Linked DNA regions of Homo sapiens: region 2 is linked to region 1. A link is a loop called in an ENCODE intact Hi-C map of the cell type or tissue named here. Cell type or tissue: mammary epithelial cell. All regions are shown on one strand. Each heading gives the region's core, and the rest is flanking DNA. Links, peaks and the distances in the headings are about the cores only.

Region 1 (10,793 bases), core at 922-8,921:
TATTTTGTGGCTTAACCCAGTCACTTACAACAAACTAAATGAGCTAAGGATGAGTTTTTGTTATATATATGCATGTATGTTTACTTATAGGTTAAGCCTTTGTTGTGGGTGGAGGGTGGGGATATGTGGGAGGAAACTAAAGTAAAGGAACATGATGAATCCCACTTAGAATCAGAAGAAAGGGATGTAAACTTTTAGAGAGGGCTATGGTTGAACAGAATAATACAATGCAGTATTCTCGTTTTGCACGCGCTTTGCCATGGTATGAGTCTAGTTTGACATCTGACATTTTGACAAAATGAAAAACAAAAACAAAAATATTAGCCAACAACAAAAACACATACATACACTACTGGGATTATCCCGTTAGGGGATAAAGCTTTCAGTTGTGCAATAGGGATTGAGTGCTTAAGAATAACAGACACACAAGAGCGTGGGCACGTTTCCCACCTTCCATCCACACTGTGAGAACAGACACAGAAACACACCTGGAGGCCCCTGGGCTGCAGGGGGAACCCATGAAAGGAGGATACTGTCTTCCTTAGAGATCTCCAAATTGTGTGCTCAAATTCTTCAATCCATTCCCTCATACATTCATTCATCATTTATTTAACAAATATCTATCAATCATCTCCAGCATGCCAGGCCCTGTTTCAATGATTCTGACACATGCCACGGGGTGAATGAATGAAGCAGATGGCACTGCGCCCATTTTACAGGTATGGAAAGGGACAATAAAGGACCAAGGGGTGACAAAGTGGAAACTGAGGCCAGGGTCCCAGGTATCTTGCTCAATATTTGTTTGCTTTGGTTTAGTTTAGAACAGTGATATTTTAACCACGGGTGATTTTGGCTTCCGAAGGGCCAGGGTTTCTGCTACAGTGCACAGAACAGCCCCAACAACAAAGAATGATCAGGAGCAAAATGTTGATAGTGCTGCTATTTAGAAACCCTGGTTCAGGGAAACCACTTGGAAACTTCAGTGGATGATCCAGAATTTATTTTTGCCTATCTGGGTAATAGGAAAAGTTAAAAAAAAAAAATGAATTTCTTCTAAGCTGTTGACACAGCCATGTGATTCTTTCATAAATGAGTTTCAATCTAAGTTCTAATTTTTGAAAAGAGGTGTTTACTTGGCAAACTTCACTTGCATTTAAAAAAAAATTCTACAGTGTGACTATCCATTGCCACCACAAGCAGCAGCACTTTTACCTGTCAGAGATGGCGTCTCAGTGTGTAGTTACAGAATGCACAGAACAGAGGACGTCTCACTGCTGTATCAGGACACTCAATCCATGTGTGGTTTCCCAGGTGAAACTGTAGCCCTCCTGCTGTAAAAGTCACCCGCTTAATGAGGTGTATTTACCCTGTATTAGTAAGAATCTGTAGTTCAAAAATGCTGTATTTGGGGCAAAAATCAACATCTCTGAATTCAAGTACCCTCGCCCCCTCTCTCAGCAAGAAGTTTGTGTGAAGAGACAGCTGGAAATTCTAGCCCTTAAGATGTTAAACAAAAATAGGGATAAATTTACTGTGTTTACACGGCATCTTTAGTTTCCAAATGTGTTTATTCTAATATCCCTGGGAGATAAACTGGGGCAAGACTCGACATCACTACTTACTGAACCGGGTGCAGGGCAGGGTGCTTAGATGTAAAGACAAAGTGGCTTACCTCTACGGCTTCCTGGCCAGGACAACACTGGCTTTGTTATTTACCTCCCTATCAAAGTCATAGTCACGCCCTTAGATCATGACTGTAAGCGTTTCAGAAGGCTGAATGGTTCTAAATCCTATAGTTATATAATTTTGAAAATCAGTTATAGCTATGTTTTTGCTCTTCAAATCTCCTTCATTTAAGTAAAGGCCCCACTGGGAAATTTTTAGATTGCCTGTTAAGAAAAACCTTGTCCAAGAACAATTGTTCTATCAAAATTCATGATATCAAAGAAAAGTGTAAACTAGAATATCTTAATTTCTTTCAAGGCATCCAATCTAGTTTTCTCTGAACAACAAAATGGAAAACCTCAGTCTTCAAAAACCTCATGGACTTTTCTCAGCTTTTCCACCAACACACTGGACTCCATTCTCTCTGCTGTCTAATTGCATCTGATAAACATATTTATGTAGGCAAAGAATGAGCCCATTTGAGTTTCTATCTTTGTTTTCCCACAGGGAGACGCACAAAGATGTTCGGTCCTTTCCTTCTGAAGGCTGGACAGTTCTGTGTGACGCACACACATATTTCTAAGCGTTTTGCAGCACTGTGACATTGCTTAATGCAACTCACAGGGGTGTGAAGGGCTGAAAAGACCTTTGAGGTGAGTACATGTGATGAAACAACACAGAGAAAAAGTGTAGCAGGGACTAATTTATTTACGGTAAAACAGTTCCTATTTCTTTACCTTCAGTCACTCTAATCATGTTGAAGTGAGGTTCAAAGAGAAAGAAATGGAGCCTGGACCACACCATGAGAGCCTGGAAGGAAAGGTGTAGCCCTGAGCTCATCCTCTGCAGAGGGGAACAGGCTTCTCAGGCCAAGGTAGATGACAAGGAGAGCTGGCCTCCACCAGAAACTGCCAAAAGCTGTAAGAAGCTCCTATCTGGCTCTAGGCCCTTCATAACCAGACGTTGATTTAGACCCTAGGAAGAAGACAATGTGATAGGATTCATATAATTTATATAATTAATAATTATGTAATAATTATTATTTATCTTATATATTTATATAAGCATATATTATAATTAACTATATAATTTATATGATTAATTGTATTAAATATTCATATAAAAATGGGCTTTTAATATATTGAATACATATCAATATACCATTTTGATATCATATATAAATTATAAATTGCATTGTATAATTATATATTATACTTAATTATATAATTTATATAATTATATTAACTATTAATATAAAAATTGTGCTTTTAATATATGGATTACATATCAATATAGCATACTGATATAAAAATTAATCCCTCAATTTAATTCCATTCATTTATCACCCACAATCATTTATTGAGCACCTGAAAGCCTGAGTTGAGTACCTCCATGCACTTATGGAGCACTCAGTCCCTTCCTGGCACCATTCTGTATACTGAGGACATGGAGATGAAAATGCACAGCCCCCCACCCCCTGTGCTCTCACAGTGGCTCGCAGCCCGTTGCACAAACTGAAGCATAAATAAGTCATTACAAGGTGAGGGGAGCCACAACAGAGGTGTAGGCAGAACAAGACACAGCATAAACAAGGGCCTACAAACTCCACCAAGAAGTGATGGATGACATTCTCAAGCATGACAATGAGTGCGATATTTGGCGAGGGTGGGTACTCTGGGTGAGCAGAGATAACTTGGAAAAAAGTATCTGAGTCAACGGCACAACAATTTACAAAGGGGTCCTCCAGGAAGTATGCTATGCAAAGTATGGAACAAATGAAGAAAGATGTTGCCTCCAGGGGACTTTCTAGCTCCTATTTTTAAAAGGATGTGTGTTTTTAACTCCTTGAGATTAGCAGCATATGAAATGCACACCAATTACCCATACTTTTGATTGATTGCCTTTAATCCTCCACTCCTCTTATATGTGGTTACAAATCCTGCAAAATTTTGATGAAATCTCCTAAAATGATAAAGCAGTGATGCCAACAGATACATAGCCTAATGATATGCAGAAGCAGAAGATAACATAGAATTAGTGAACACAGAAATGGAAAAGTCTCAATCTCACTATTAATTAAAAGTATGCATTTAAAAAAACAGTAACTTTCTGTTTATTGTATTATCACATATTTTGCACAGTGATCATGTCTAATCCTGGGAAGCATCGAGTGAATCTATATATTTACATGTGGCAATTGTACTATATGTCTTTAGACCATTGACCTCAAAAGAAAGGAAAAAAGAAAACCTCTATGCACAAAGATGTTCACGTCAGTATTATTTATGAAATTAATAACAAAAATAGAGAAGCAAATGAAACTTCCAAAATTAATAAGAGTGTTAAATCACTGTACATTTTTAGATGAGTCATGGTATTATTCTTAATATTAACATTTATAATTATTAAAGCTCCTGTCACATGGAAACACTTTCAACATAATGATTATCAAAAAGTGTTAGAAAATGACATGTATACTATGGTTTCAACTGTATAAGATATTTATTTACATAGACGAGAATCAGAAGGAAATATCAAAATAACAGTTAATATTACATAAACACTTTTTTGTTATCTTGAATACTCAGACTTTCTGCTAATACTTTTTAAGCAGTCCTAATAAGACTAGAATTTGGATCATTTAATAAACCCCATAGTAAGGAAACAATATGCGTAGCACTTCTACAAAAGTCTTAGACACACACGCACACCTTCATGTTAAGGTGAAAAATGTACAAGCATATGAAATTAAGAAAAAATTGCCTCATATGGATGGGAGTGAAGATTCATTCCAAATTTTGCCTTGAGTAGATTTGCAAGTTGTCATTACAGTGCCTTCTCTTATTTATCAGTCTGAGCACAATGGCAGAACTCGGTCATCTAAATTATCCATTTACCTTGTATATGGAATTAAGAGCTCTGTGTTAGGGAGCTCCAAATGTCAAGAGGCAGAGTCATGCCGGGGATTGATTCTGTAGATTAGAACATCTCCACCAAGGCATTTGGCCTGTGAGATGTCTAAGTAGATTAATTGAAGTAGAAATGCATTATTTATTATTTAACACTTAGTGAAAGCAGTCAGCAAGCTAGGTTTAATAATGATTTCTTTTAGACACTCACCGATGCATAAGAATTAGGTAAACATGACCCAATCATTACTTGAGAGGTTTATCAGGTTTCAAATCAGAACTTCTTTTTTTTTAAAGAGGCAATTAGCATTGTGATATTCCTCTTGCCTATTAGAAAAGATAAGTTTTATGATATCTATGGGATCTCTAAGAATTAGGCCTATTTAGACAAGGAATGAGAGAGGACTTTTACACTGTTGACAGAGGTCCATTCAGTCAGGGCTATGTTTCTGATCCCTGTAGATAAGTCTAGAAGACAGGAACACACTAACTGGCCTCAACATTCCTAATGGTGACTACTAATTATTTCAGAATTGGAGGAAGACTTGCCTTCCTGTTACAGCTGCCTGGATTGCTGGAGTCTGATTCATACCTAGCCATGTAAGGGAAAGCTCATCTTCTGCCTGGACAGTGTCTTGGCACTCCTGGATGCCTGGCCCCTTGGTGTGTGCTCCCCATAATGCATAAGTTGCGTCATATTTCTGGAGTCACTTCACCCAGCACAGACTGATCTGAATCTTCTTCTTTTTCAGTGAAGTCAGCCTTTGACCAGAGAATCCCTAAGCCATGGATTCTTTCTGGCTTTGGAAGATGGGACAGAAGATGTAGATGGTTAACCATCCCCCAAGGATGGAGGATCTCACTACCCTTCACACCCAGGGATGACCTCATCATTAGCTCTAATATGAAGTCTAATGCTTCCAGTTGCATAAGTTGGGGCAAAGTACTTACTCTCTCTAGGGTTCACATTTTTCATGGTAAATGATGTCTATGATAGAGGGGTTACTGCTGGGACTAAAGACAGAAAACAGGCCAACGGCATTCTCCAGTGGCTTACAGACAAGCAGTGCCTGATGTATTTTGGGTCCTCCATATCACTTTTTAAAAAAATTATGGTAAGAACACTTAACATGAGATCTGCCCACTTAAGAAATGTCTAAGTGTACAACACAGTATTGTTATCTATAGGTACAACGTTGTACCGCAGATCTATAGAACTTGCTCGTCTTGCCTAACTGCAACTTTATGCCCTTTGAATAGCAACACATCAATTTCCTCCCACTCTCAACCCCCGGCAACCACCTTTCTACTCTCGCTCCTGTGAGTTTGACTATTTTAGATGCCTCATGCTACATTTGTCTTTCTGTAACTGGCTTATTTCACTAAACACAGTGTCATCCAGGTTCATCCATTCTGCTGCATATTTCATGGTTTCCTTTTTTGTTCAGGCTGAATAATATTCTATTGTATGAATATACCATATTTTCTTTATCCATTTTTTTTTTTTTTTTTGTGAGATAGAGCCTCACTCTGTCAACCCAGGCTGGAGAGTAGTGGTATGATCTCGGCTCACTGAAACCTCTGCCTACTGGGTTCAAGCAATTCTCCTGCCTCAGCCTCCTAAGTAGCTGAAACTACAAGTGCACACCACCACATCCAGCTAATCTTTGTATTTTTAGTAGAGATGAGGTTTCACCATGTTGGCCAGGCTAGTCTCAAACTCCTGACCTCAGGTGATCCACCCATCTCGACCTCCCAAAGTTCTGGAATTACAGGCATGAGCCACCACGCCCGGCTTCCTTCCACTCTTTCAGCAATGGACATTTAGGTTATCTCTATACCTTGGCTATTGTGAGTAGTGATGCAATGAACACGGGAGAGCAAATATCTCTCTGAGGTCTTGATTTTGATGATTTTGGATAAATACCCAGAAGTGGGATTGCTTCCACTGGTAGTTCTATTTTTAATTTTTTTCGTTGTCCTCCACAGATTTCTCTAACACATGCTTCTAACTTCAAATTTCTTTACTCATAGCACGGATTCCAGTACCGATCCACTCTCAATGCTGCCCATTTCTGTATTTTTCTGACAATTTCCAAGTATTTTATGAATAAGTATCTCTTTTCTTGGCTAATGGATAGAACTGAAATTGCTTTATAACTACCAGTGGTGACTGTGATGGGAAGGATGACAGCTGATGCTAAAAAATTAACACTGAACTTCAGAGTGGTAGCAAAAAAATGAGGGTTATTTCAGAAACCACAATTTATAAACAACAGACTTCCTAACAGGCTAGAACAATAAGAAAGTAAAATTGTGGATCCCCATCCTTTCAGTGTTGGTTTGTTTTTGTTTTATTATAATTATATAATAAATATTACACTTTCATTTTATATACAGAAATGTGAATATTTAAATTTTATTATAATAGAATCTTTAATAAAATCAACAAATATAGTACACTGGAACAAATACACCTATCTCAGAAAACACATTGAGGGCAGAAAGAATATTCACTTATAAGTGCAATCAGTGCCTTCAATTATAGTTGAGTTCCAAAGATATAAAATGTAAAATGTAACTATATCATATATGATGGTTTGCTTCCTGTGAAATCCACTCATTAATACCTTAAAGGCCTTCCCGTGATCCTGTTTAATAATATATTCTTAAAAGGGTGTTATTCTCTGCAACACACATTTTTAATTCTGGATATTTAAAAAAACAAACTCAACATTTTTCTTGGCATTTTTTGCAAATGAATTGGAGTTCATTCAGACATTCAATTCAGTAAAAACAAAAAACACATACATTTCTGCAGAGCCACAGTTGAAGAGCATGGGCTTAGGAGAGCAGACCCCCGGGTCTGGTCCCAGTTCTCCTGCCCCTCCCCAGCTTACTGTGTCACCTTGGCTGTCCCAAGATGTGAGTTCCTCCTTGGAGATGCAGTTCACAGCCAGAGTGATCGCTAAGCTTCCTCCCTGCATTAAAATTCTATTATTCTAAGTCTTTCTCACTTCTCTGGAATTTCCTGTGATATGGATGCTTGCAATTATTACACCTCTGACAATTGATGCCAATAAAAAAGCATCTACAACATCGGACAATGAATTTCTTATGTTTTTATTCCATACAAAATCATGTAGTTAGGTTCAGAAATAAAATATTCATCACACATTTTGTGGTAGGCTGGTCTTGCTCCACGGGATGAAAACATATGTCGCAAGAGGGAACAGGTTTGCCTAAGGACCCATATGAACGAATTCAAAAAGAACCTAAACTCCCAACCATGCCTATCTCTCATACATGAGCTTTCTCTCATTACCAACCAACGTAAATATCAAAAGTTGATCAATGTAGAAGACTTTTATTACACATTGTTCCCACAAACTACTGTGACCCACATGCTTAGGACCCCAAAAGCGGTGTTCTCACTTGCATCCACTGGGTACACACTGGGGAAGTCTCTGGGACCAGGTGGCAAATAAGACTTTTGGAAGTCTTTTCCCTGCAAGAAAGTGATGGCAGGATAGTGCAATGACTGGAGGCAGACAAAACAACCACAAAAGGCCAGAGAGGACTTGTAGCTTTACAGGCTGATCATTTTTATTATGTGTTATTATATTTAAGAAAGCTCTAAATATTTTTCCAAAAGACTGAATGTGCTTAAAAGGAGATACTTTTGTTATCCAATTGCTGGTTCTCTGCTCAAAGGACAAACAAATGAAAACATCAGAAATTCTCCAGTAGTGAGAAACAATGCATAAGCAGTCAAACCTCCAGGAAAACTTCTGAAAGCTGAAGTAGGTGTATGAAAAATCAGCTTCATTAAAGCAATCTATGAGAGCTGCTTGTCTAGTAATAGCTACTGTATTTTGTGGCACGGACTTGATTCTTAGGGACTCCTGGAAGTTACACTCAAAGGTGCATTTCATACCAGTCACTCCTCCATATCCAATATCTTGTTTTACAGTTTTACAGTCTTGCGGCCGGGTGGCGGCAGGGGACAAATGAGAAGGAGAGCAAGAGGGAGCACATCAATGAGAAACAATGATGATGAGATAATTAGAGTGAGCAATAAAGAATTCATCACAGGGACAGAGGACCAGACCAATGATCAGCAGCCGTATCTATTGCCTTGTCCTTGTTGTTCTCTTTTAGTAAGACCTGAGCATAGAATAGAGTGATGCAGTAGACCAGGATCTTACATGTCCATTCCTCTTCCTTAGGAGAGTCCTCAGATGATCCTCACACAGTGTGACTTATCCTTCAGGACAAGGTTAGCTGTTTGGCTGGGGCTTCAGTCCCTGGTCATTTGTCATGAGATTCCGGGTCTTCACAAAGAGGCATAGAGAACCTGCTGAGTGTTTTCCCTTAGGCCTCAGTCTACAGATGAAAGGCTTCCTCAATTAAAAGCCAATTCTTCACCATTTGGGCACCCAAAGTAGACCTAAGCTATGCCTAACTCCACCCATTCACTGTGTGATTCCATTCCTGGATACAAAGTACCTGGTATCAGGATCAGTTCTTACAGTGGGCCTGATGGTATGAAAGGCTGGATTATGTCATTGTAGAAGGAATTGAGAGGGTAGAAGTTACTGATTGGGAAAGAGAGAGTCTTCAAAACTTAATAAGCCATGTTTTCAGTAACAAAAAGAGGAAAAAGGATTGGGCTGGATGTTTGTTTTTTCAAAGCTTAACACAGACTATTTTTTAAACATTTACTAAGCATCTACAATATAATGTGGAAATGGAGATAACGAAATTATAAGTATTCTTTTTTAAAAATATATTTTTTATTTTATTTAAATATTTTTAAAGACAGGATCTCGCTTTGTCACCCAGGCTGGAGTGCAGTGGTATAATCATAGCTCACTATAACCTCAAACTTCTGGGCTCAAGAGATCCTCCTGCCTTGGCCTCCCAAGTAGCTGGGACTGCAGTGCTCACTACCATGCCCTGTTAATTTTTTTTTATTTTTTGTAGAAATAAGATCTCACTATGTTTCCCAGGCTGGTATTGAACTCCTGGCCTCAAGCTCTCCTCCCAGCGCAGTCTCCCAAAGCACTGGAATACAGGTGTAAACCACCACACCTAGCCTATAAGCATTCTTAAATAACTTGAAAGACAGGAGCTAACTAAAAAGCAGACAGAAACGGGGAAATATTCAGCTGAATGCTGGATTATTTTGAATATGCAAAATTTAGCATGGTCTAGCATGGTCAACTCCCAGCAATCATTACGGAACCGGGAAATTGTTTTCCATTTACTTAAGAGATACCTCCATTGATTAAACACATATTACATGTGAAGACTCTTCTGGGCATGCTACTTGTATAACTTTATTTAATCACCAAATCCTCTGAGGTAAATCCTATTATCAAAGGTTGCCAGTTTTAGCAAATAAAAATACAAAATTCCCAGTTAAATTCGAATTTCAGATGAACAGTAAATATTTGTAATATAACTAGGTCCCATGAAATGTTTGAGACACCGCTATGCAAAACATTATTTGCCATTTATCTGAAATACACATTTAACTGGGCATCCTATGTTTTACCTGGCAAAAATATTATTATTATTCCAGTTAAATGATACTTCATCTTCAGGCTACCATGCTGGTCAAACTCTTGTCAGGCATTACTTGGTGTTAGACAAAGGGTACGATAACTGGATGAAGCCAAGTTTCACAGAATCTTCAAGACATTTTTAAGGTGGCTTGCGGGCTTAAAAAATGTGGCACCTATACACCATGGAATACTATGCAGCCATAGAAAAGGATGAGTTCATGTCCTTTGCAGGATATGGATAAAGCTGGAAACCATCATCTTCAGTAAACTAACATAGGAAAACCAAATACCACATATTCTCACTCATAAGTGGGAGTTGAACAATGAAAACACATGGACACAGGGAGGGGAACATCACACACCGGGACCTGTTGCTGGATGAGGGGCTAGGGGAGGGATAACATTAGGAGAAATACCTAATGTAGATGATGGGTTGATGAGTGCAGCAAACCACCATGGCATGTGTATACCTATGTAATAAACCTGCACATTCTGCACATGTATCCCAGAACTTAAAGTATTAAATATATATTAATTATATATATAAATTATATATGTATAATATATATATTATATTTATATATTATATAATATATATATATTTATATCTCTATAAATATATAGAGATATATATATCTCTATATTAATA
Region 2 (10,793 bases), core at 877-8,876, 570 kb before region 1:
CAAATACAGTCAGTTTGTTGTCATCTGATGCAATACTCTGGACACAAATAAATGACTCTGCCCATTATTCCTCTTGCTTCATTTGCCCTGAGACAAAAAGGTGAATCCACTGGAAAATGAACGAAAGGTCACCCTGTTTTACAGCAATGTCTGGACATGCTCTGCCAGTAGGTTCCAACTACTACATGGTAATGTGGTGATGGTACCAAGTTACTGGAATCCAGAGTGAGTCCGTGATTTGTCATGGACATAAGTACTGGAATGATGTTATGGTCTCAGCTGTTGGGGGAAAATAGTTCTTTCACTTGTGAGGAGAACATCCAAAAGAAAGAGCTGCAATGCTGCCTGTGATCCTTCTTCTATGTACACATGAGCAACGTCATACTACAAAAGACCATCCATTTGGTCAAACTATCTTTTTTACACACATTTTGATAATACAATATCTTAGGCCTTCTAGATATGCTCAGATTCAAATGCTATATTCAAATGTTGGTTTTCATCTTTGTGTCTTGTCTCAGATCCCTTATTCAAACCCATCAGTCTGCGCAGTTCACCCATCCAGCTGTAGCTCTTCTGTCCTTTTGGCTGGCCTGGTGTCCCCTGATTCAGCAGAAGTGTGGGGGGAGTTGGGATCCCCTGATATTCACAGAGAGTTTTTAAGAGTAGGAAATCTGGGGCTTAGGAGGTCCAGGTATTTTGGTTGGAAGTGTTTTCCCATTGATGGGGCTAAATATTTGCCATGACAGCTCAAGTCTTCGCTCTCCAGCTTGACATGGATGAAAGCAGCCTCGCTACAGGGCCCCTCCTACTGCCCCCAGAGGATTAAACAACCTGAGCAGGTAATGGCTGCCTTAAAAGGAGCTTTTGCATGACTCAGATTAATGCATGCTGTCTGTCGCCCAGGTTGGCAGCTAAACATTAATTTTTTTTGAAAAAGAAAAAAAAAAGTAAACCTCTAGATGACAACTCTTTTCAGACAAGGTGTGGAGTCTGTCTGCAAAGGATAGAGAGAGAGAGACAGACAGAGTCCAAGTCCCCAGCGCAGAAGGAAGCCCAGGTGGGGCTGGGGCCGGGAAGAGGGGCAGAGCACAAAGCTGTCGGGCTGGATTAAAAGGCAAAGCAGCCACAGAGCAGTGTCAGGTTCTCAAAGCTGTCGGCCAGGCAGCCACTTTCCTTTTATGTATTCCACCCCCCTCCTGCCTCCAGGTTTATGACAACACTTTTCAGGCCTGTGCTCCAGGCTTGATTTCTCAGAGGGAGTTCTGCCAAATTGAAGAGCAGTCTCCCATACTGTTCTATGCCACTGTGAAAGCTCATCTGGAATTCTGTCCTCCCTCCAAAAAGAAAAGAATCATTCTTGGGTTCTGAAATGAGGCATGGTTTTTATCTACTTCACACTCCCATGCCATAAAATGTTCTCTCTTACTCCTTGGGTGATTGAAGTCCAGGATATTCACAAATGTAACTGTGATATGGGACTTTGGAGTGCACATGTTACTCATTCCTTTTATTTAAAAAGTCACCCTACCATCTGAACACCAGTCAGCTGGAGGAGTTGGCCCCTAGGGTTCTTGGACTATAAGGTGCTGATCTTGGGTGATGACCAAGTCAAAAGACTTATGTAATAAATTCCAAAGGATAGACCCATAGCAGGAACATTTGAAGGAGAACAGGCATTATTTCAGGTGAAGACCGTAGCCGGTGTGCAGAGGGGTGCCCTGAGAACAATCAGTAAAAGCTGACAAGTGCCTTTGTTCTTGAGGGATAAGCTTCTAGAAACCACAAGCTAAACAAGATGCCAAGATACCTGTGCTACTCTCAATGCCTTGGAGCAGAATGTACCATGAAAATATTGGCATTAATGGCCAAAAGTAATGTGAAAACCAAGCACTTAAGTTGGTTTTCCTATTTTACTGTACCACCCAAGAACACTGGAAGGCAGTGGTTCTCACCTGGGGACAGTTTTGCCCCTTGGGAAATTTGGCAATGTCTGGAAACATTTTTTATTGTCCTAACTGGGGTGAGGGGGATGCTATTGGCATCTAGAGGCCAAGGATGCTGCTAAATATTCTCCGATGCTCAGGACAGACCCCCCCCAACAAAGAATTATTTGGCCCCAAATGTCAATAGTACTGCCGTTGTGAAGCTCTTAGAAGGCATTCTGTGAAGCTCTGAACAGCAGCTAAGGCATCTGGTGAAACCTGAAGTAATCACAACTGTCTGGAAAACACAACATTACACAACATTTAAAATGGCAGACATGACTCCACTGCCCCTGTGCCTGCCCCCTAATCTGCTATAATTTGATCCCAAGAGCTGAAAAGCAAGACCCGCCCCGTTCCCCCAACACACATGCGAGTGTGTTTGCAGGCATCATAACACTGAAGTTCTCTGAAGTATTTTCACAGTTTGGTGCAGCTCCAATTTCAAAGCCCCAAACACTAAGTTTCTTCTTTTGCCTTCAACAAAGGAATTTTTCTCTGTAACTCTGATTTCCCTGCCCACGAGCAAAGGTGAGTGCCAAGCCCAAAGGGCTCATAGGTTAAATGACTAATACTTAATGAGCTCATATTAACAACAATTATGCTAACCATGACACCTGAGTTTTTCACGCTGTTCCTCTGGCCTCTGTATGAACAGCGCTTAGTTGGAATGTCTAATTTGGGGTATACAGTCGGTTCTCTATATCCGTGGGTTCTGCACCTGTTTAACCAACTGTAGATCAAAAATATTATTAAAAAAAAGGATGGTTGTGTCTGTATTAGACATATACAGACTTTTCTTCTTGTCATTCCCTAAACAATGCAGTATAACAAGTATTTACATAGCATTTACATTTTATTAGGTATTACGAGTAATCTAGGGATGATTTAAATACATGGGAGGATATATATGTTATATATAAATATACCATTTTATATGAGGGACTTGAGCATCCATGGGTTTTGGTATCCATGGGGGGTCCTGGAACCAGTCCTCCATGGATACCAAGGGGCGGCTGTATTTATTTCCCATTCCACATGTACTCCCGTGTGCTGTCCATGTGATCTGTGAAAATTTACCACCACCGCATGGACCAGTCCCATTAGTCCAGAATTCATTTGGAATAATGAGTCCTAAAAGTTGAAAACTTTGGCTTTTTATATTGTTCTTAACCCTTCAGTCACCATCCTTTCTTGCCAAATGTGAACAACTTTAGATGTCTAAGGAACCTACTTCTCCAAGCCACTTCTGCCTTCACATCCACAATCTCTGCCTCTTATGTATCCAAGAAAATCAGTGCATGGGCATGGGACTCAGAGTAGAGATAGGTCACCTTTAAACCATGTTTTACTCAATAATGTTCTGCCAACTCCTTCATGCACCTCTAGTCTCCTGGACCTTCCACCCCAGCTCAGCTGCAAAGAATGTGTTTTCAAGTGGCTTACTTGAGAGTCGACTGGAAAGTTCTGCAGAGAGGGTTGTCATGCCGCTGGCACGTCCAGGTGAAATGGGCGTTGCTGGGTGCACAGAAGGAGAGGCAATGGATCCCAGGTATTGGTAGGACTGATCGTAGGACCACGGTGGGGATGGTTGGATCTGCCTTGTATCTGAAGAGAATCAGAAAGGTCAATTATATGTAAAGTGGGGTGGGATTTAAAAAATGTCTTTTAATAAGAAATGAGTGGCCCTTGTTCAAATATGTCACATACATGTATGTGGCCTATGTACCAGGGTTTAATAAGCCTACTCAAGTCCAAGTATCTGCCTCTGTTGGATTATTTTCCCCCAAAAGAGACTGATTCTTGGAGATTTTCACCTGATAACTATTCCTTCCAAAGGTTTTATTTAATCATGCTAACAATGATGAGAGGAATGGATTACACTTTCAAGGTAGAAGTATTAATGTCCAGACTGTTGAACTGCAGCACTTGAGAACTTCAAGTATCATATGACTGCTGACATGATTTCAGCTTTGCCAATAATTACAATTATCATCATCAGAAACATTTTATAAACTCAGGGGATCACCTGTCTGTGTTCGGTAAGAACGTAGAGTTTTGGGCTTTTTTTTTATACCTTTACCTTTGGCAAAAAGTATTCCATGGGCTGGTAAATGTTTTATAGTAAGGCGAATTCTCTCCCAAGGATGACAGGAAAGAAGGTCTGGCTGGGAAACCGGCAATGAGGTCTAATGACTAGTTCACAAACCCAGCAGTAGAACTGGCCCTATCAACCCAAGCCTTCTGTTCCTTTTCAGGACTTCGAGTTTGCAACTTTTAAAAGTCAGAGTTTTTAGCAGGTATTTTATAGATTGCCATTATAAGAGGCCTGGGATAGAGAAGAGACAAAAGTCTGACTTCAAAAGATTTAGACAAAGTGGATTTTGTCAATTTGACTCCAGCGTTCAAAGGAGTCTTAATTTTCAAAAGCATCATACTGTTTGCAGATGAAAAGGGGAGGAAAACCAACGCTATTCTTAGGCAAATGTGTAAGGAAACTTAAATTGGACACTGTCCCACTAGAAGACAGTTTTACATTTCTTTGGAGTTAAACATTAATTTTCTCTTTATGTCCCAACTTTGTGGACAAAGATAACAGTGAACTACCGTAACTCCCAAGGGTCTTCATAGCCAGAGCTTCATGATCCTGCAGGTAGCAGTGTAGGAAGAGCAGACTTCTTTAGGAAAATACTGGGTATAAGTTTTGTATAGGTCAGGACATAAAGAAATGAGCTATTTCTGCTCATTATAAAATATTCAGATCTGCTTCCTCCAGGGGCTTTTCATTTCCAGCAGTTCAAGTTTGCCTTTCTGTTTATCTCTTTGAAGCTGCCACAGTGGATAACAGAATCAGACATTTGGAGACCCAAGTCTTCCTCCCCAGTATTCTCCTGACAGCCTCCCTCCCTCCCTCATACTGATTCATTTCTTTCTTTTTTGTGTGTGAGTGAAAATAACTGATTTTTTAAGTTTAAAAAACCTGGTAGTTCCCAGGCAAATAGTTTAACTTGGAATCTTTGAAATCTAATATTAAAGAAAGGTCTTCATTTTATTCCAAATTTTAGAGGATTTAAAGAGCTGGCAAGGAACAAAAGGAGCTGGTCCATTTTAAACTCAGCAGAAAATAAATGTTCAACCTTGGCTGAAGCTCCTGTGTAATCTTACAGCTAACAGTGTTTCCAATGACTAAAGGCAAACAGAAATAGCAGACGGTTCAATATCCCCATGCTACTGCAAGTATTTTGCTCCAAGTGAAAAAAAAATCATATACTTAGATATTTTGTATAAGACATGCGTATATACTAGATACACACATTTACTAAGTGAATATATAGTACTCCAATACTTTAATCATTTTAAAAGCAAACAAAAGAGGTTTCAGAACTGTCATAAAGCCCCCCGGGGTGTGAACTGCAGTACAGTAATTCACGCCTTGTTGTGTAGACAGCCTCACACCTCTAACCCCATGTCTAAAGCCACACTAAGCATAAAGTACTATGCCATGATTCATGCTCCGTCATGTTTTACTGTAGTGAAAAAGTCGTGCTAGGCTTTTCTAAACTCATAATTAAACCATGCAAACGTTGCATAATATTTCACAGCCTTTAAAAAATATGCTTTGGTAAAATGATCTTTATGATTAAAGTCCAAGTTCTATGAGTTTTTTTGTTTTTTAAAGACAGGCTTGCAGATTCCACATTTTCTGACTTCACACCATAACTTAGCTTTTCAGGTGCTGGAGGGGAAGATGGCAGTCAACACCCTGAAGCCCACCCAACCCCCACATCAGTTTTCTTTCATGAGACCACAGTGACCTGTGCTTGGGTTCATTGCCAGTGGTGGGCCAGAAGGTGGGGATGGTGAGCCTCTAATGTTGGGGTTTTAGTTGTTTCCTCTTCTACCTGTGTTACTAATAGAAAACAAAAACAAAAAAGGCCTGATAATATGGTGCATTCTGGGTTTAATATTCATTACTGTCTTTGGTCTGACAGGGCCAACATGAACTCATGGGCCACCCGAGCACTGGACTAATAGGCAGGAGAGGTGAACTCTTGGTCTTTCTGTCTGGTGAGCAACTGGGTGACATTGGATTACTCACTGACACTTTCTTATTCTCACCTCCGAAGGAGGTGATCCCTAAATCCTTTCCAATGGTGACAGAGCAGGATTCTAATTCCAATAGGTCCTACACAGTATTTCTTTGCTTTACTTGTACATTAAGCAGAGTCAGGGAAGAATCAGATGTGGGGTGAAGAGTGGTGCCTGTAATAATAAATTTGTGTATTCTAGGAAGAGGAAGTAGAGGAGAGTACGATGGGAGTTATCCAGAAAAGGCCCCAGGCTGAGGAAGAGAACCACTGTAAATCATTCTCCAGAGCACAGGGCTACTTGTTCTTGAAAGAGTTGCCTCTGATAAGTCAATCCATCTAAAAGAACAAAAGCTTATTGAACATTTACAGTGTGCCAGGAATGTGCTAATTTACCTGGCAGGAGAGTGATGAATAAGACCAACATGGTCCCTGCCCCACAGGCACTTACAGTCAGTGAAGATCCCAGGATCTTGTGATGCTTGGAAAGGCATCTTCCTGTGGCATTAATCATCATACTGGGTGTTGCTTCATTCATTTATTCATTCATGTGTTCATGAAATTACTTTTTCATTCACTCATATTTCCAACAAACATTTTTGCTTCACTTGGGCCACTGTTTTGGGGACTCACTAGTGAATGGAAGGTTCCTGCCTTCTGGAAGTTACAGCTACTAGGGTGCCCAAGGGCTGTATCTGGGCTAACTGCTAGATTAGCTGCCTAATTTGGACTTGCAAACAGCTGTTCCCAAGGTAGAAACAAGAACCCTAGTGGTATCTATTACATGCTTATGTTCTGCCTCTGAGAGGAGGAGACTAGGGAAAGCACCGAACTCAAATCACAGACAAATTTCAGTTTGCATCCTGCCTTCACCATAAACCAACTGGATGACCTTAGGCAGGTCACTTATTTTCTCTGATTCATAGTTAGAATTCTGACTTCAAAGGGTAATAGGAGTAAGTGAGATAAACTATATGGAAAGCAAGTATCACAATTTCTGGCCATAGTAAATGCTCAATAAGTCTGAATAACCTTTATGATTGTATTACTAAAAAGGAAAAGAAATCCATGCCAAGGGACTTATCTGATGTTCATTGGTGAGACCACACACATTTGCTCCAGGATAAGGCTCAAGTAATAGTGTTTTGTTCACAGCTACAGTCTTGACAGACACACTCTTCAGGCTGGAGAGGAGCTGGGCTCAGGAGATTAAATGGTAAAGGGGCAAATTTCCAAAGATTGGAAATTTGGGATTAGGATGGAGAAGGCAGGAACTCAGTATCTCAACCAACTCATGTTTCTATTAAAAAATACTGGATTCAGGGCCGGGCGCAGTGGCTCATACCTGTAATCCCAGCACTTTGGGAGGCCGAGGCGGGTGGATCATGAGGTTAGGAGATCGAGACCATCCTCGCTAACACGGTGAAACCCTGTCTCTACTAAAAATACAAAAAATTAGCCGGGCATGGTGGCGGGCGCCTGTAGTCCCAGCTACTCGGGAGGCTGAGGCAGGAGAATGGCATGAACCCAGGAGGTGGAGCTTGCAGTGAGCCAAGATCGTGCCACTGCACTCCAGCCTAGGTGACAGAGCCAGACTCCGTCTCAGAAAAAAAAAAATAATAATAAATAAAAAACACTGGATTCAAAAATTTAAATTTGAGCCTTTATGCATACTGGTTTTCCAGGCTAAATGATGTCTGATGCAGCCACTTTACTGAGGCCATTTTGTGATGGGTTATTTTCAGCTTTTTAATCATCAATAATGGGTAAAACAGGCCTTCTACTCCTTGATCCCCATTCCCTTCCATTTGAAATGGGAAGTTAGGGATAAGGTAGAGTTGAGGTTAGTGGTGAGCTCAGAGGTGTACACGGCATATATCACACAAGAAGAAAGGAGAATGCTTTTATCTTTTGATGCAGCAATATTAAAATGTCTCTAGAGTCAACAATGACCCTTTTAAATAATTCATGTCAGAATGTCCTGTTGCTTCTAGTTTCAGTTCCAAAATTTAAAGAGCTTGAGAGTCATCACTCTTGTTTTTATAAGAAAAAATGCTGAACAAACTGAAAATCCATGACTTTTCTTAAGTCCAATGGAAAGCTGAAGTTGCAGGGCAAACTGCAACCCCAAATTTTGAGAAGCAGGCAAATATAGAGAATCATAGTGAGGTCTGCTTGCTGGGAGCAGAATTTCTGAATTCATAAACTGATGAGAACACTTAATGGTGATTTTGACAGATTGCTAGAGGCTCAGTACAGACTAGTGTGCGAATAAGACACTCCTAGGGGCTACAGTTTCAGGAGGAAGTGCACTGTTGTGGGTTTTTCATTCAGGAACTCCACCAGATTCTCACAGGATCCAATATATTATTATAACAGTGGGTTATGGCTGAAAGAGCTTCAACATACTGACTAAGGAGGAGTTCATAGAGAAGCTCACAGATGACATGGGAGACAAAAACAAGGACGCTAGAGGAATTTGAAGTCTCTGGTACCTTCTGAAAACATTAAATACAGCCCAACTCTTGGGTACATGAGAATAATAACTCACGCTAAAGGCCTACTAAGTTCCTATTGCCTGATAAATCATGTTAAACTTTCAATAAAAAATTACAAGAAAGGCAAGAAAAAAACACAGTCTGAAGAGATAAAGCAAGCATCAGAACCAGACCCAGATGTGACACAGATTTTGGAATTACAAGACAGGGAATTTAACAATGATTAACATGTTAATGGCTCTAGTGGAAAAAGAAGACAAGGTGCAAGAAGAGATGGATGATGTAGGCAGGGAGATGGAAACTTTTTTTTTTTTTTTTTTGAGACAGTGTCTCGCTCTGTCGCCCACACTGGAGTGCAGTGGCGCAATCTTGGCTTACTGCAACCTCCGCCTCCTGGGTTCAAGTGATTCTCCTCCTCAGCCTCCCGAGTAGCTGGGATTACAGGCACCTGCCACCACGCCCAGCTATTTTTTCTTTTTTTTTGTAATTTTTGGTAGAGACAGGGTTTCACCATGTTGGCTAGGTTGGTCTCGAACTCCTGACCCCAGGTGATCCACCCACTTCGGCCTTCCAAAGTGCTGGGATTACAGGCATGAGCCACCGTGCCCAGCCTGAAACTCTTAACACTCAAAAGCAAATTCTAAAAACCAAAAGCACCCTAACAGAAATGAGGAATGGCTTACTTAGTAGACAGAACATGACAAAGCAAAGAACCAATGAACTTGAAGATACAGAAACTTACCAAACAAAAAGATAAAGAGGAAAAAGAAAGAACATCCAAGAACTGTGAGAAAGTTTCAAAAGATGTAATGTGTAATTGGAATACCAGATGGAGAAGAAAAAGAAAACAGTGGAAGAAATACTTGAAGTATTAATGGCTATGAATTTTCCAAAATTAATGACAGATACCAAACCACAGATCCAGAAAGCTCAGAGAACACCAAGCATAATAAATACCAAATCTACACCCAGGCATATCATATTTAAACTGCAAAAAACCAAAGAGAAGAGAAAATCTTGAAAGAAGCTAGAGAGGGGGAAAAGCCAACACCTTATCCATAGAGGAAAAAGGATAAGAATTACATTATCTTTCTCTTCAGAAACCATGCAAACACAAAGAAAGGAGAATACATGAAGTGTTGCAACAAAAAAGCTACCAAACTATTATTCTGCATTCAGCAAAATTATCCTTCAAATTCAAAGAAATAAGGATATTTTCTGACAAACAAAACTGGAATAATTCATTGCCAGCTGACCTGCCCTATGAGAAATGTCAAAAAGAACTGCATAAAAAAGGAAGAGCATTAGAAAAGTACTATATTAAGGTAAAATTAAGTTTTATTTTTCTTAACTGATCTGAAAGATAACTGTTTACAATAATAGTAACAAAGTATTGAGTGATTATAGCATGTGGATAAATGAAATAAAAGGCAGTAATGATATAAACAGGAAGGAAGAAGTGGTAGTTATTTGATGCTAGATGTAGATTAGTTATACATGTACTTTTCAAACTTTAGGGCAGTAACTAAAAACATTTTTAAAAAGAATGATTAATATGCTAACAGAGGAGATAAAATGGAATCATATAAAATGTTCAGTTAAACCTATAAAAGGTAGAAAAAGAGGTGTGGGGGGAAGAATCAGGTGCAACAAATATAAAAGTTATAAATATGATTGATACTACTGCAGTTATATTAATACTTAGGTTAAATATGAATACTCTAAATGCACCAATTTAAAGACAGAGATTGGCAGTGTGGATTAAAGACAAGACCCAACTACATATTGTCTACAAGGGACCTATTTTAAATAAAAATATTTATACAGATTACAAGTAAAGGGATGGAAAAAGGTACACCATGCTAACACTGATTGAAAGAAAGCCAGAGCAGCGATGTTAATTTTATACAAAGCTGACTTCAGAGGAAGGACAATTTTCAGGGATAAAGAAGGGAATTACATGATGATAATGTGGGTGAATTCTCTAAGAAGACAGCATCTTTAATATATGTCCACCTAAAAACTGAGTGTCAAAAAACATGAGGCAAAAACTGATAGAACTACACGGAGAAATAGGTAAATACGCTATTACAATTGGAGACTTCAACAACCCTCTTTCAGTAATTGATACATCAAGCAGGCAGAAAATTAAGACACAGTTGACCTAAACGGCACTACCAGTCAACTTGATCTAATTAACATTTATGGAATACTCTAACAAC

Evidence for each region. Hi-C counts contacts between places; a loop is a spot of excess contacts. Peaks named below come from ENCODE experiments on the same cell type or tissue, not always from the same donor. Only the 100,000 strongest peaks of a DNase experiment are listed, where the experiment ranks them.
Region 2: a loop joins it to region 1, with 2.7 times the contacts of the local background. A loop is called at or near these places in 2 of 110 quality-filtered maps.

What each region holds. Positions count from the first base shown.
Region 1 is chr21:35,370,154-35,380,946 of GRCh38, forward strand. It overlaps LOC100506403 (a long non-coding RNA gene), which reads right to left. Exons shown (of 3, transcript NR_073512.1): 3 at 2,354-2,640. Among named protein-coding and RNA genes, the nearest start is that of RUNX1, 330 kb to the left of the region's middle. RefSeq lists an enhancer at 1,012-1,513 and a silencer at 7,378-7,672. In mammary epithelial cell, for the core only: no CTCF peak of the experiment used is centred there; a DNase peak (open chromatin) is centred at 5,168; H3K27ac peaks cover 2,437 bases.
Region 2 is chr21:34,795,870-34,806,662 of GRCh38, forward strand. RUNX1 (RUNX family transcription factor 1) reads right to left here. Exons shown (of 9, transcript NM_001754.5): 8 at 3,432-3,593. Among named protein-coding and RNA genes, the nearest start is that of RUNX1-AS1, 35 kb to the right of the region's middle. In mammary epithelial cell, for the core only: a CTCF peak has its summit at 5,827 (motif pointing right); DNase peaks (open chromatin) are centred at 2,372, 5,502, 6,542 and 6,862; H3K27ac peaks cover 6,449 bases.